Linked DNA regions of Homo sapiens: region 2 is linked to region 1. Evidence: chromatin loops called from intact Hi-C (ENCODE). Cell type or tissue: PC-3. All regions are shown on one strand.

Evidence for each region. Peaks named below come from ENCODE experiments on the same cell type or tissue, not always from the same donor. Only the 100,000 strongest peaks of a DNase experiment are listed, where the experiment ranks them.
Region 2: a loop joins it to region 1, with 4 times the contacts of the local background. A loop is called at or near these places in 9 of 110 quality-filtered maps.

The regions. Positions count from the first base shown.
Region 1 is chr14:26,593,099-26,601,098 of GRCh38, forward strand. NOVA1 (NOVA alternative splicing regulator 1) reads right to left here and starts at 4,935. Exons shown (of 5, transcript NM_002515.3): 1 at 4,203-4,935; 2 at 2,312-2,455. The coding sequence starts at 4,338. It overlaps NOVA1-DT (NOVA1 divergent transcript), which reads left to right and starts at 5,549. Exons shown (of 7, transcript NR_147061.1): 1 at 5,549-7,089. In PC-3, no CTCF peak of the experiment used is centred here; no DNase peak of the experiment used is centred here; H3K4me3 peaks cover 3,358 bases; H3K27me3 peaks cover 4,323 bases.
Region 2 is chr14:26,389,773-26,397,772 of GRCh38, forward strand. LOC105370418 (a long non-coding RNA gene) reads right to left here and starts at 7,552. Exons shown (of 4, transcript XR_943640.2): 1 at 7,381-7,552; 2 at 1,750-1,921. RefSeq lists an enhancer at 4,494-5,187. In PC-3, CTCF peaks have their summits at 4,462 (motif pointing right) and 4,661; no DNase peak of the experiment used is centred here; H3K27ac peaks cover 843 bases.

The sequences.
Region 1 (8,000 bases):
TTCATATATGTATGAAAGACACAAAAACGGGCTTCCAAATGATTTCATTAATCCTCTAAGAAATTCTTTATAACTTGATGATATGATCACAGTTTATAATTTAGCTCATCTGAGATGTACAAGGTAAGTGTCCCTTACGTACATCTGAGTAAGAGAAACTGAAAAGCGCTCAGAGGCTATGTTGAAGAATACCGGGATCTTAAAATTATTCTGAAGACTTGTGGTCAAGTGCGAAGAGAAAGACTATTAAAATTAATGTCTATCTGAAGCAAAGAGATTATCTGTCCAAACAGGTAATAATCCAGTTAAAATTGTATTTTAATACAAACTGTTCAGAATTCTTTAAGCTTCTTATAAACTACGAGGCTTTATTTTATCCTTAAAATTGATCCCATACTGTGTGATTGGTTTCCACCTGTTACCGGTAAAGTATAGACTTCTTTTATCCAACATTTCAACTCACATTTGATCAGGTTACGTCACCACACACACAAAATTTTATTCAACGCATTCCAGCTTTCCATTTTTTTCCAACAGATATTCTTGCTCTATACAAATAACATGCCTCAGAACTATAAATAAAATAATCAATTTCAATGTAATAAGCAAAAAATGTACAACTAAGTGGACTAAAAACAAAAGATCTAATTCTCAGTGCACCCTTTCCAACCCACTGAAAATAAACTATATTCAAATGAAAAGGCATTTAATTTACTATTTGGAATATCCTTGATAAACACCAATTTTCTGTAACATCCCTGCACATCTGATACCACCTCATGTATAATGCAAAAAAGCTATTTCATTTTCATCTATTGACAGTGAATTTAATTTACCATTGCAGCTCTTTTCCTAGAACTATCACGTTATTAATTCTGCAATCAAGCTCTTTTGAGTGCTTTTATTTGTACTAAGGGTTTTCACAATTCCACATTGATTTTTTTTATCATAATATACCTTTTAAACATATGAATGTGAATATGTTAGCAAACTTTCTTAATGCATAAGGAAAGTTTCAGAGACAAGGAAAGCCATCTGCAAAACTACACTCATAGGAAACAAACTTTAGAGGAACATCGTGTCTAATATATTACTTTTTAGTTTAATAAGTTTAATGTTTACAAAAAATACTACATTTAATTTGTAAAACTAAATGATAGTTTCAACCATTCTAAAACCTTCTTATCCAGTATAATGGTCCATTTCTAATACCAAGTGATTGGCTATGAAAAAGAAGTCCTCCAAATGTTCTGCTTACATTCATGCCAGATGTCTTTGCTGTATTAAAGAACTCTTACTGAATTAGATCACTGAAAGCAAATCAGCTTTTCTTTTCCACCAGGAAGAAAAAAATTAAAGCAGTATTGGTTCCCTCAGCACTGAATTAACGTTTTTGACAGCCATAAAGATAAAATAACCTTTAAAAAAATCACAGAAAGCTAGATTTAAATAAAAGCAAATCAGCTGATAATGTTTTATCTAGGAAATGTACTACTCAATTACAGAGACTTTTCCCTTAAACCTAAAATACATATAGTGATTAGCAAAATGTAAGAAAAAAATAGAAAAAGATGGACATGCAGAACTATTTAACACTTAAAAAGGCATACTTGAAAGTGAAAAACAAAAAATTTATACCACCAAGGAAACTTCCCATATTCCAGTAGGTTACTGTACTACACTGTCAACATATTTAATCAAATTTAGCTCTTAAGTTAACATGAATTCTGAAGCATTATTTTACTTCTTGCATAACAGTATAAATTTCCTTATATCAATTGCATTAAAACTGCAATATTTAAAAAATCTGAAGAGGCAACACTTGTCCTCTTTACTTCACTCCAAGGCCAACAAACAAAGCAATGAAGCAGAAAGAGGTACATAATGGATTCAGAAGTAAATGGTCCATTCTTTAAGAAGCCTCCCTACCCCCCTCTTCTGAATTCACTCTAAGCTAATTGTCATTACAATGATGTCTGAAAACTTCAGAAGAACCCTATTTCCTGATGCCAGCTGTCCAGGTTTCTATCTTTAAATTTTTGAGTTTTTTTGCTAATAAGAATTATTCAGAAATACCCGAATCATCTTGCAACTGGTCTAATTCACATACACGGTACAACAATTATAGGAAAAAGGCATAATCAACAATAGAAATAATCTGAAAATTTTTCCACAATATATTCCTATAAAGCAATATCTAAATAAAGTCTCCAGTATTGTTTAAAAATTCTTTCAAGACAGCACACAACACAAGTAGATCTTTCTTTCCTGTGGGGAGCTCATCAAACAATCTCTTCACCATTGCACCTACCTGGGTAAAAATCTTTGGACTTAGACAGCTTGATGGTGGCTCCAGTTTCTTTTTGCAACTGAACAATTGTCTGTCCTCCCTTCCCAATTATAGATCCAGCAGCATAACTAGGTATGAGAACCTTTAGAAAATACTGGCCGTCTTCTGAAAAATGCAAAGAAATATACTCGGTTAACACAGTATTTCAAACTTTGTATCCCCTCTCCACCCTCAAGAGAGAAAAACAGCAACTAAAGCACTGGGTATATAACTGCAGGAAATATGAAGTTAAACATTTTTTGAGAATGAAAATAAGCCAATTACATTGAAAAACAAACAGGTACAAAATGTTTCCCATTTTATAGGATTTATACTTTCAAGCTTGGAATTAAAATATAAACATATTCTATTATTTTGCAGCACTGTAAAAACTGATGACTAAATTCCAGTTGTTATTCCAAACATGGAAATCTTCCAATTCTATCTGTGGCAAAATGAAATGAACTGACCCTTTAACAAAACTTCAGAGGTTTATAAGATGACAAACCTTCACTTAACATATTAAAAAAGAAGAAAAGCCCAGGACTGTAAATAGTGATGAGCTATATTTATTTGTCATTAGCAGACACATAAGGACTACAATTAGCCATTGCCTATATCCTACTTAAAGTCCGCAAAACAACCATTCTCCTACCAAATAATCCACCCAAACTGTGGGGTGTATTCCAAGTCTTCAATAACTGCCAGGAAATAACTCAGTGTGGTGGACTGGCAAATCTAACTAATCCTAGTGCATTTCTTTAGCACTTCTTAGTCTACCGTGATCTCGTTTAAGCTCATTAATTAAAGGACCTTAAGAAGAATTCTGCCAATACTAAAAAGCTTAGGAGTCATTTATATTAAATAGGCTTAAAAGTGACAAAACAGGTAATGTTCCTTTCCCAAAATAATCACAACTTTTAAAACGGAAAGGGGGTGGAAGAACCAGGAAAAATAAAATGAAACGTTTTAGAAAATTAAGCCAACTCCACAAACTTTAATTTCCGTCAACTTGATCACATCTTATACAGGAGACACCCCGGTAAATCCAGCTTTCTTAATGTGAATGAATGTTCCAAATGTTGTGGTGTGCCACTCAAAAGACCCCCATCCGTCTACAATGCATATGCTGGAGATAAATTCACCTCTGCTTCGATGCATTGGGTGCATTGTTAAGATGATTCCAGTGCAAATGAAGAAGCGATATCGGTCCCGTTAAAACTCATCTTCCAAGGAAGCGCAGGATGTTAACTAACAAGTCACCGTTCCAGACACCCCCACCCTCGTATGCACCCCCCTGAAGACAAATCAATGAAATATTTGCACCGACAATCTAAGTGCGGTAAGGGCATGCACTCATCAAGATTTTGCATACTACTTGTGGCCCAAAGCAAGAGGATGGAGAGAGGAAAAACTCTCCGGCGCCCCAGTCATTCGCAATCCGCTACCCAAGTGCCATTTATTTATTTATTTTATCAGACTGTTAAACGCAGCGCGCATCTTCGGGCGGCCATCACCTCACTCCGGGGTCATCCTCCTCCTCCTCCTGAATGGACCTTCTTGCCCAGGTCTAGGATATTTACATGGTCAACCTCTGGACCGATTAAATGGAAAGATAGGTCTATTCCGAAAAACTGGTCGCCATTTTGATGAATGATAAACACAGAAATGGAAATGTGTCGGGGACACCTAGGCGCGGGGCAGGTGCAGGGGAGGGGGCGCGGGGCAGGGGCGCAGGGGCCGCCGGGTTCGGGCTGGAGGTGTCCGGGCCGCGGGAGGGAGGGAGGGAAGGAGGGAGGGAGGACGGCGAGGGAGGGAGGCAGGGGCGGGCGGCGGGGGATGGGGCCAGCGGGGAGGTGGAAGCGATACCCACCGCCCGTATTGGTCCTCTTGGTGCTGCCGGCTTCAGGGGGGGCTTCCAGCGGCCTTTTCCGCGAGTCCGGCGGGTCCAGGTCTATGGGAACCCCAGTGTGGGTCCCGTTCTGCTGGATGGGAGCTGCCGCCATCATGTTTGCAGTTCCTGCCGCTGCTACCGGGAGAAGGTTCTCCCTTTTGTTTTGGCTTTTTCTTTTCTTTTTTCTTTTTTTTTTTTTTTTTTTTTTGCGTTTGGGGTTTCTTAAGGTTTTTTTTTTTTAATCGGATCAATATAAATCTCTTTAGGAAAAAAAGCAATGTTGCTGGTTTGTTCTCACTGGGGAGGGGGCAGGGCTGAGGAGCAGCTGCAGTGCAGTGTCAGAAAGGAGACAGGGGAATGGAGGGGGTGTGAGAGACGGAGGGTGAAAGAAGAAGAAGAAAGGAGACAGGGGGAGAGAGTGGAGAAGGGAGAGGGGCGAGTGAATGAGCGGGAGGAGGGGACCGGGGAGGACAGGCAGAGGGAGTGGGAGAGCGCGAGGGCTGGCGGGGCGCGGGGAGAAGCCGAGGAGGAGGGGAGAGTGAGGGAAAGAGTGAATGAGCAGGAGGAGGGGAAGGAGGTGGATGCCGAGAGAGGAGCGAGCGGCAGAGGAGGGCAGGAGCCGGGAAGGAGCGCGGCGGTCCCCGCGCCGCGCTAGCGTTGCGCTCGCTCCCGCTGCTGGTGCTGCCGCCGCCGCCGCTGCCGGAGCGGTTCTGCCGTTGCCTGGGCTGCTCGGCGCTGCTGCTGCTGCCGCCCGGTCTCGCTCATTATTTCTCCCGCTTGTTGGGGGGGGCTGGCGGGGAGGGAGGGGGGTGGCTGTGAGGGGAGGGTAGAGAGGGGTTGAGTTCGTAGACTCCCACACACTTCGCGCTCGGGTCCCTGCCTCTCAGCAGCGCCGCCGCCTCCCAGCGCCGATGCTTCAGCCGGCGGGGCGGCTGAGGGGTGAGGGGGAACTCCGCGGGCGGGGGCGAGGGAGCGTGTGTGCGCGAGCGTGTGCGCGCGCGAGGGGAGCGCGTGCGCGGTGAGGACGCGCGCCGGCGGTTGGGGCGGGGGCGGGGGCCGGGGCGCTCCTGTGGGAAGGGAGGGGTGAAAGGTCGCTGGTCCCCGGCAACACGGCTCAGGCAAACGTAAGCGGCTTGTCGCAGAAACCAAGGGGTCCACGAAACGCGCTAGGCTAGAAGGCGGGAAGGAGAGATTACTGACAGCCGTGCCAGCCAATAAAATAGAAATGTGAGAAAGGTTCTTCGGGCCCCTTCCCAATCAGGAAACTTGGGTGATGAGGGGCAGCGAAGGGGTGGGGTGGGATCTTGGTCCAGCTGGTACTGGAGCGGCGACAATTTTGGCTAGTCTAAGAAGGGCATTCGAGTGACCGTTGACAACGGGTGGGACAGCGTCAGAGCTGGAGGGAGAGCCAGCACTGTATGCTTCCAGGACTTCTTGCTAGGTGCATTAGTTTTTATTTTTAAGAGTTGGGTAAAAGACATTAATTAGTTAGCATCTCACTCATCGGCGATTTTCTACGGTATGATTTCATCCAAAGAGGATTTCTTAATCGCACTGTGTGACACCGTTAGGGGACTTAGAGTGTCACTCGCCGCCTTAAATCCTTTCGGGAACAAGCCAGGATATAAATAAATAAAGCTAGGTGTGGGTCTTCCCTTCACAAGGCGCTGGTAGGCAGACTAAAGACAGGCAACAGCTGAGTGTGCACACAGAACTAAATATTGAACGAAATACGAGTGTCGGAATAAAATTCATTGCCATGTGCACGGCTTATGATTATACAGATCTTGGACATATCACGGACCTGAACGTCAACCCTGCAACACCGGATAAAACATCTAATGTAGCTGGAATAGACTCTGAAAGGACGTTAGGCATTATCTAAATCAAGTCCCTCATTTTACAGATGAGTAAACTGACTCAGTGAAGTATTTTGCTCAAGGTCGTTCATCAAATTAGTAGTTTAATTAACTCAGTGTTCTAGGAAGCAGGGTAGTAGAAAAGCATGGGATTCGGAGTCTGAAATCTTCCTTGGTTTCTGGTCCTTGTAGGCTGTTTTACAAGTGTATCTTGGGCAAATCCCTTAACGTCTTGCCATTTATTAAGGGCTTACTTACCACGTGGCAAACAATCCACTTTGCATGCTGTGTCAATTACATGCAGTATGTCGTGTAGTTATTACTGTCCCCATTTTATGAGGTAGTTTAGGTTTAAAGATATTAGAAATTTACCCAAAGTTACGCAGTTATAAACATTGTAGTAATTTCAAACTCAGGTCTTCGTGACTGCAAAGGCTGCTGTCTTAAGTATTGTAATACATTAGAGCTCCGGATTCCCTCCCACTCAAAACAGAGACTGAGACTCCAACCAATTTCCACCATTATTGGGAGTCAAACGAGAGAGACTGTGGCAATGTATTCTAAGCTGTACAAAGGTATAAACATATTCACTAGATTTGTAGAATGAAGTTATTCCTTCCCTATACTTTCCACTACAACAATTCAGCCAAAAAGATGGCTTTCATACTAAGCATAAGAAGGAACTTCACTGTAATTATGATATTCTAACCAAGAATATATGCATATCTAGGCAATAACCAAAGTGAATAGAATAAAATTTAATTCCTGATAGATTAAATAGGCAATAGCAAGGAATGCTAACGCTCCTCATAGCGTTCTTGTTGGAAGAATCATCTAGGAGGCATTGGGATTTCTGGTGCTTTTTAAGCAATGAGAGATATCAGTCCACTGAATGAGGAAGAGAATAACGTTTAGTTTCGGACTAAAAGTTCATCTGGACTACGGAAAACACGTTTGCCTCAATCAGTGAAGAAGGTATGCTGAGAGCTGAAAGAAAAGGAAAGCAGGTAAGTTAGTGCATATTGGAAAAGGTCTATTAACCAAAGTCCAAAATTTTGATCCGATGTGTAATGTTATGGGAAACCACTATATAGCCTTCATGACCAAAATAAAGAGGAATTAAACATACAATTGGGTACAAATGGAGCTGTGATGAGGAAAAAAGGTTTGGAATAAGTATGTGGTATTCAAGATAGTAAAAGGCTGATGCCAGACGTTGTACAAAGTGTTCAGTGTACAAAATTATGTAAGGACGTTTTTAAATGAAAAATTACAAAAGGGCTGGTATTTGGCACTAGATTGTTTTAAAACAGTAAACAACAGTGGACAAAGATATTTGAAGGACAGATAACTCAAACATATTACACTAAAGCTCGAGCAAAGTATTCAGTAGAATGTAATTTTGAATTGGAGAAAGACTGAGGTTAGAATTGGAAAACCTTAGTTTAACAAATTTCTAAAAATAAAATATATCTAACATAGTTTAGAAAATATTTGGCATTGCCATGCATCAGTTAAGTTGAAAAAGAGCTTGTAAGTTAAATTGCTTTACAGATACATGCTATTAAATAAAAGTCACACTGTATTCTTATAGTATTTATTTGACCCTTCTCTGATTTCTTTCTTCAGACTTAATATTTAAATACTATTATACCTATCACTCCATGGGGCCCAGAAATGGTAGATATAATTTTTAATGTGGATGGGATGCTGAATGGTAACTTAGGTATGATATGCCAGGAATCACAGAGACTATCCCAAGACCTAGTCAGACATCAAAGTATCAGTCAGCTACGAACTATTAATAATCTGGACAATGAAGATTATCAGAGAATACATTCTAATTAAGCTTCCATTTTTTAGTATATTTTGTTGTTTTTTTAAAAAAAATTATACTTCTACATCATTCTTATTGCAT
Region 2 (8,000 bases), 200 kb before region 1:
GTACTTGGTGGCATCCTTGTAAATAAGAACAGATGCTCATCCATCCACAAAACCATTTTGTGCCAGACTGCCTTAGGTCATGGGGTGGTTGAACAAAGGAAATCCCAGTCTTCTACCTGTCCCAGCTCAATGAGATTGGCATTAGATGTAACTGCTGTTGAACCAACTGGAGTCAGGAAATCTTTCACATAGAGCAACACTTTGGAATATTAGAAACTTGCCAAGGAGCTCAAAGCACATCTGAGTCATTGATTCACTAACTCCCAGGCAGTCCTTGTGGAACAGGAAATGGCTTTGCATACAATTTTAGAAGAGCTGAAACCTTAAAGTCAGCAAATTAGTGGCCAAGCCCAAATCCCAGTAAAGTCCTTTTTTTACTAAACCCAAACACTTGGCACTATCGCCTAAGTACATAAGGAGGTCTTGGAGGATGCATCCCTTGGAAACTCCCTCAGTGAGCTCAGTTATATCTCCAGTTTGCTTGGTACAGAGCCATTTTGACTCACCACCTAAAAGCTGTAGGGAGGAGAGGTGGCCCAGCCTCCACTCTACTCCTGTTTCTTGTCATCCTCTCAAGAACTGCTGCTACTCCTTTCAGCCTGGTTCCAAGCCAGAGACCCTGCTGTTTTTATTGGAGGCAGAAAATGAGTAAGGAAGAGTGATAATTCCCTTCAACAAGTACCCTGGGACATTCACTTGTTGCTTTGGCATGGTACCTCATGACATTTTGAGCTGCTACTTCATTAAAACGGGAATTTTGATTACACTGCCCTGCCTCCTAGGCATATTATGTGCTTCTTTAAAGACTAATCTAAAGGCATTTGGGCTCAATGGCTTCATATAGTTTACAAGTTTTGATAAAAGTTTGATAAAAATATGTCTTTCAAAAAAAAATCACTTCTCCTTTAAAAACAGGAGAGTGGAAATCACAGCAGTCATTATCTGTTTCTACTCAGGGCTGAATTGTTCTTCTGAGAATCTCTTCCATTGTGCTTTTAAATATTGTATTATGCGACATCAAATCCTGTTTTAATGCAACATATTGATTCTCTTATAGGCTAGGGTATTATCGTCTTAAACAGATTCAAAGTAAATGATTAAACATAGCTTATGCCATTGCAGTCGCCAGCAATTTAACATCCTCTTCTGACTGGCATGTTTAGTGGCTGGCTGCTCAAGTGGTGAAGGATAGAACCTTTTACACTGATGGCTGTGAAATGAAAGTCAAAGACAATGTAAAGCCTCTCATTGCCCCCTTTCCATAAAATAACTAACACATATTAATTGTAAAAATACAGTAGGCTTAGTTCCTTTAGGACAGGAGGCTTATTTCTCCACTATTGGTATAGCTAGAAAAGAAAAGAGGAGAAGGTAAAAACACTCTGCTTTATTCATTGAACTTTTGAACAATAGCTAGGGCTAAGCTGGTGTCTGGCAACCTGCAACATGTTTGTGCTCAAAGCATACCTTTTCAGTTGTTTTAGAAAGCACAGCTCTGTGGGAAAGCATTTTGGTAAGAATCAAATTTCCTTACCAGTGTCATAAATGTGTAAAATTGAGCCAGTGTTTGTATCATAGAAAAATGCTAAATGGAGAAGATTTGGGAGGGAAGAAGAGATCAGAGTGCTGCTCAGTTGCTTATATGGAAAGTATGACCTAAACCAGCCCTTGTGTGAATGACACTGTCACCTGTCCTACAAAATCCAAAATGAGCTCCCTAAGGTACTGGGATAATTGGAGACTACTTACCCAAGATAGATCCTTGGGAGCCAGCTGTGCAATGGGGCTGGGTTTCAGCTCTCTTCAAGCTGGTCACTCCTGGGACATGAATGTCTCTCAGATTTCCAAGGAGGTGAATAGTGGAGGAAGGAGTAGGATCAAGGGCATACAGGTTTTAAAACTTGAAAGCCAGAAGACATCACTACATAGAAGGCAAAGAGCATGTTGGAAAGAGACTTTTTACTCATGGCAGAAAGATGCATCTTTTTTACCCTTTCAGAATTATCCTAAAGTGGGTATCCTAGGAGGGGCTGCTCCCAAAGGGTGCACAGTGTCCCTTCTATTAATGACTCTTGATATGTCCTCTGACTTGTTTTCTCAGTTTACATTTGAAAACATAATGTATTGATTAGTTGTGACTTGGCCACAGTAACTCATTTTGTCCTTGGTAGTGCTAAGGTCAGACTCCAAGCTGAACTTCCAGTGAGCTTCCCATTTCACTGACATTTCCATTTCAGCCCTTTACTCTTTGGCTGAAAGCCAATCTCTTTTTATCAAAATACACAGCCCATTTTAGATATTTCAAAACAAACATGATCACAAAGTAACCTGAAAGGTGAAGTGAAAGAGGTAATAAATAGTTCCAAAAGGGTTATTTCTGAATTAGCAGGAGATTAAGAATTGGGGGAAGAGAAGAAAGCAGCCAAACATCTCTAAGAAAAGGGATATGCCCTTCCGTGGACAGAGTGAGGTGGGATGGAGGAGTTGTCCATCCTTGAGAGTAGAATATCCCCCTAGGTGGTCAGAGGTGGGGTTTGTGACAGAGGGAGGAGAACAGCCAGAAAGGAGCTGACAAGTGTCAGCCCAACACAATTGATTTTCTGATGAAATGAGGCTTTCCTACTGTAAGATGTGTATATTTTTGTTTAGTGGGCATTTGGGATGAGAGCTCTAAGGAAGAAAGAGGAAGTGATATCCTGGAATAAGCATTCTGGAGAAGCATGGCTAGGTTTAGACAAAGGCTATCGGCTTTAAAAAATAGATTGTATTATTATTCAGGGACAGTGAGGCCAACAGATCAGAGGACTACTGCCATTGAAAAGATTATTACTCCAAGTTCCTATGGGGGGTGGGGCACATCATGCCACCCAGGGTCGCACTGGGAAGCACCGGGGTCAGTCAGGAGGCAGAGGAAATGAAGGCCAAGTATGGGCACAAGCCTCAACTGTCGTTTCCCTAGGAAGGAATGGGCCGAGCGGGGTAAGCTGGTTTAGGATTGCATAGCCTGAATAATTTGCATGGGCTCTGGAGCATAGGGACTTCTCCAGTGTTCTTGTTGGCTCTGGGATGATTAAAGGAAGGGAATAGTGGCAAGAGTATAAAAGCCTGATAAAGTAGGCGGTGGGCTGCTGGGTCCTAGATTGGTTAGTTTGCATATGAAAGGCGGCTAAGGAGTGAGTTTTTTGCTATGTCTAGAAATTGACTTGCCCTAGGAGGGTCAATCTCTCCAGGATCCACAAGTCCCAGGAGTCAAAGCCTCAGAGATACAGAAAATAAAAGTGTGATTAATACACTATCCAAGGGTGATGTCCCCACATTAGAGAAGGAAAGAGACTCCTTCCTTGGTATGATATTGATATCATACCAATAAGTGGTATCCTTGTGAAAAGAAAGTGCTGTATCTAATTAGATATGTTTTGAGAGGTGATAGTGTCCAGGAGAGTGAGGACAATCCTGGGAGTGAAGATGTTGTCCTGGGTAGGGTAGGAGTGGTCATCTGCAGGAGAATGTCCCACAAAGAAGTGGCATGGACACTCTGCTGAGGGCTCCAAATGCAGAGGGAAATTGACCCAAAATAGGAAATGATAAATGGCATGACAGATGAAATCATAGCTCTTTCAAATGGAAAGTAGCCTCCTCCTACAAATAATATTCTTGAATCTGTGGCCTGAAACAACTGGAGGATCACCATTCCTTTTTTTTTTTTTTTTTTTTTTTTTTTTTGTCTGGTGTTACAACCAGAGAAACAGTGGTTTCAATTGGTTGGGAAAGGCAGCATCTACACGGAGAGCACAGCAGGCCTGTTTACCTCTCAGCTTGTGCTGTTGGGTTTACAGCAATATTTTCTGCATCTTAGTCAAAGAATTTTACTTGTCCAGTGTTGAGCTGTTAGAGGAAAATTGATTTGTCTATTTATTTTTAGCAATATTATAAAAACAAGCTGGGGAGAGGGCTGTTCATTCTCTCAACCCCACCTTTCTCAATACATTTCTCAAATAGCACACTCCCTGGGAGGGTCTATGACAACAGAATCCCTCCAGATTTAAATCTAGACCTGAACACTTGAAACCAGGCATGTGATATTGGAAAAGTGGCTTTCAACCACCTTGTGAATGAGAAGCGGCAGCCAGCAAAATGCAACCATGAATCTACTCCCAAATCATGAAAGCTGTTGACTTCCTCATTTATTATGTTAGTGGCTCAGGGGAAAATAAAAACTGCACAGTGATTTGCAGTCAAATTTCTACTGCACTACTGGAAGTTACAATGGTGTAAGGTGGGGGGAGTTTTCAGCTCTGATGTTCTAGTAGAGCTGAGTGAAGGGAGAGGCAGGCTGAAGGACTTTGAGTCCTGGTCCATTCATCTCAATTTTCCTAACTGAACAACCCACTCCCCGACTAGAAAAGTCCTCTCCTTAACTGGGCTATAGCTACAGTCTACAGATAATGCAGCCACTGGATACTAAAAGCCACTAGGTGGCATTTGTGATTTATTACTTTGGAAGCTGAGATTTTTAAAATATCTCTGCTGATCCTTTGCTTAGACTGAACAAGACATTTAACATTCCTAAGCATTTCATTCAAGAAATGCATAGTTGGTTCTCTTTATCAAGCTCAAAAGGGATGGGGGAGGCGCAGTGACTGGCTTGAGAAGTTGAATTTCAGATCATCTACATTCTTTTGCAGGTCCTCTGTGACCTCACACCATCAGCTTACATAAGTAATTACTTGTCTACAATTAAGCTGTAAATAATGCAATCACTCCATTCTTGTCCCATCACTCCAGTCCCAACCACAACAAATAGTGCTAATCACATACTTATTCAAGTGTGTAATTATTCACAGTTAAACTTCTGTCACTTTCACCCTGTTTGGAAACAGCAGAACACAACCTGTAATTAGCAAATGTGGCTCCAGGCACTTTTGCTTGGGAGTACGCCAGGGATTCAGCACCTAGGCACTCCTTTGATCTGGAAGCTGGCAAGGCGCCTCACCCTGAGGCCAGAGTGCTATCAGCACTCTGCAAGTCACTGAGATCAATGAATATGTCAAAGGCATCTATCCCAAATCACATATTACTTCCCTCTCTCACTGTGGTTTCTGCCTTCGGTATATATTTCATAGACTTTCCTTTTCTTTTTGAACCCTTTGACTTCAGTTTAAAGGGTTACCAGAAAGGTCTCCAAGCCCCTGTGTTTTCAACTCTGGTTAAAAATGAAAGTCCCAGAAGTCCTGATTGATGATCCTTGTTCTTTCTTAACTCTGCAGTTTTCTTGAACACAGCACAATGGAGGAGGAATGGCCTTTGCTACCTCACCTGGACCACAAGGAAGAAGGAAACCAAAGACTTTAGCCCAACCCTGTGTGAACCACTTCCCCTCAGTCCCCAGCTAAACCACCCTGCATGAGTACTCTAGTTGCAAAGGAGACCAGGTAAACTTCTGATGTTTTGTAGTACATCCGTTATATTTCATCAGAGCAACAACTCAGCAGCACACATCCTTCCCGGGGAGAGGTAATAGTGTCCTCCTGGGTGGAAAGCAGGATTCAGTAGCCAACTTCTTTCCACAGAGGAAGGCCATAGTCCTTGAGCTATGAGGTAGTTCTTTTCATAAAAATATATTGGGCCCACAGAAAAGAATAGTGAGCCATAAAGGCCCAGTATGTACAACCATGAATTAGATTTTTATTTGCATGTCATATTAAGAATTACAATTTGTTTGTTTGAGGAAAGGTTATTCTACCTTCATTAAGACCTCCGACGGCAATTACCTAATGAAAACAAGTTCTCATATCTAGCTAGTTTAATGTCTTCCTTTTCTGATATATCCAATTAAGACAGAGCTTTTTCACTTCAACCAAATGTGAATATGCCTCACAGTAGAAGGGTAAACAGAACTGTTCTTTGTATATAAACATTAGTTAGCTTTTGGTTCTAACCATAACAAAACCAGTTTTTGAAATAATATTTAGAGGTCTCGAAGAGAAGAACAGCTATGCAAGCTTCTCCATCAAAGAAGATTGTCCTCAGAATAGAAAGCTTCCCAGGGTAGAAGGTAAAGTGTGAGCAATATAGGGATGCTCCCTGGCCAACTAACTTAACCAAATGAGCCAAATTAGCCCTGGCAAACAGTGCAGTGACAGATGTGTGAGCCAGATTGCCAAGATGTTTTTATTTTATAATTTTTTAAGATGAAATGCTATGACTGCTTCTATGTGAGCAAAGTGGAGCAGTGCTGAGTAGTATCTGGTGATTTTGATTAATACAGACTGACAAGCAATCTGGAGGATTAGTTAAAAAACAAACCAAAACAGACTTCTATTTTCTCCAACAGCAATGATCTTCAACACAGTTTCACTGATAATAATACTGATGATTTTTTAATTTTTTTAATTGACAGATAAAACTGTCTGTATTTACCAGGTACAATATGATGTTCTGATTTTTAAATCTCCACTTAATTTAGCCCATTTGAACAAGCAGGACTCTGTTTTTTAAAACTAATTTTTGAAAGATCTTAATATGCAGTCCACTAACATAACAAGATGGCAAAAACCACCTGCACTGCTGGCTTGGAAGATGGGTGAAAAGTTGCTTCACCTGCACTGCCCTGTCTGCCTTCCCGAGACTGAAAAACTTTTAAAAAACTCCTTTCCCTCCTGACTTCAGGGCACAATATGACATTTAGTCAGAAACTGCATGTAGATCTATATGTGTATATAATCTATATTTATATATTTATATCTATATCTGTCTACCTACTTACCTACCTGTATATCGTTGGACAACTAGAACCCAAAAAGTCATATTCAGCCCCAAATATAACACAGTGTTAATCAATCCACTTCCTGCCATGCCCAATCTCGCCACCTTGGCCAGGGCTACTGTCATTTGTCATCTGGCACTGGTCTCTCTAACTCTCATTGAACTCTCGCATTCCTTTTTTTTTTTTTAGACTGAGTTTTGCTCTTGTTGCCCAGGCTGGAGTGCAATGGCATGAACCTCAGCTCACTGTAACCTCTGCCTCCCAGGTTCAAGCAATTCTCCTGCCTCAGCCTCCCAAGTAGCTGGGATTACAGGCGTGCACCACCATGCCTGGCTAATTTTTTGTATTTTTAGAAGAGATAGGATTTCACCACATTGGTCAGGCTGGTCTCGAACTCCTGACCTCAGGTGATCCAGCCGCCTTGGCCTCCCAAAGTTCTGGCATTATAGGCATGAGCCACTGCACCCAGCTTCACGTTCCTTTCAGGGCATTCTCCTCACAGCAGGGACACTGATTTTAAAATATAAATCTGATCATGTCACACTTTGGTTTAAATGTCTCCAGTGCTTTCCATTGCACTTAGAATACACCTTGCCATGACTTACAAGGCCCACCTGATCTTGTATCTGCCAGTTCGGTTCCCCATTCCTGGGCCAGCTTCACTAGTCTTTCCGTTGTTGAGGTATGCCCAGAATTGTACACACCTTGTGTCTTCACCTTGGGTTGCTCTTCCCTGAGCTCTACCAACAGCCTCAGCTTACATGTCTGGCCCTTTGTGGCTGCCCTACCTAGAATAGGTGGTCCCTTCTATACCTTCAGTCTCAGCCGTGTGACTGATTCTTTTATGACACAAATCACCATTGGTAACCAGTCTATTTGCTCATTATATATTGGTACCTACTAGAATGTAAGTTCCTTCTAGCAAAGTAATGATCTTATTCACTACTGGATCTCCAGTGCCCATTCCAATACCCACTCTATAGCTGATGCCCCCAAAATTATTTGTTAAACAAATGAATAAATAGAATATAATCAATCAAAAGGCTAAAGAATGCAATGTGGAAACTGCCTTGTGAGAGTTCTTTGAGTAATTGCAAGTAAATAAAGGCAGTGAGTAACACTTTTCCCGTACATTTTATTTTGAAAAATTTCGAACATACTCATGAAATAATTTTATATGAATACCCTTCAGATTCAGCCATTAGCATTTTATTGTGCTTGCTTTATCACATAT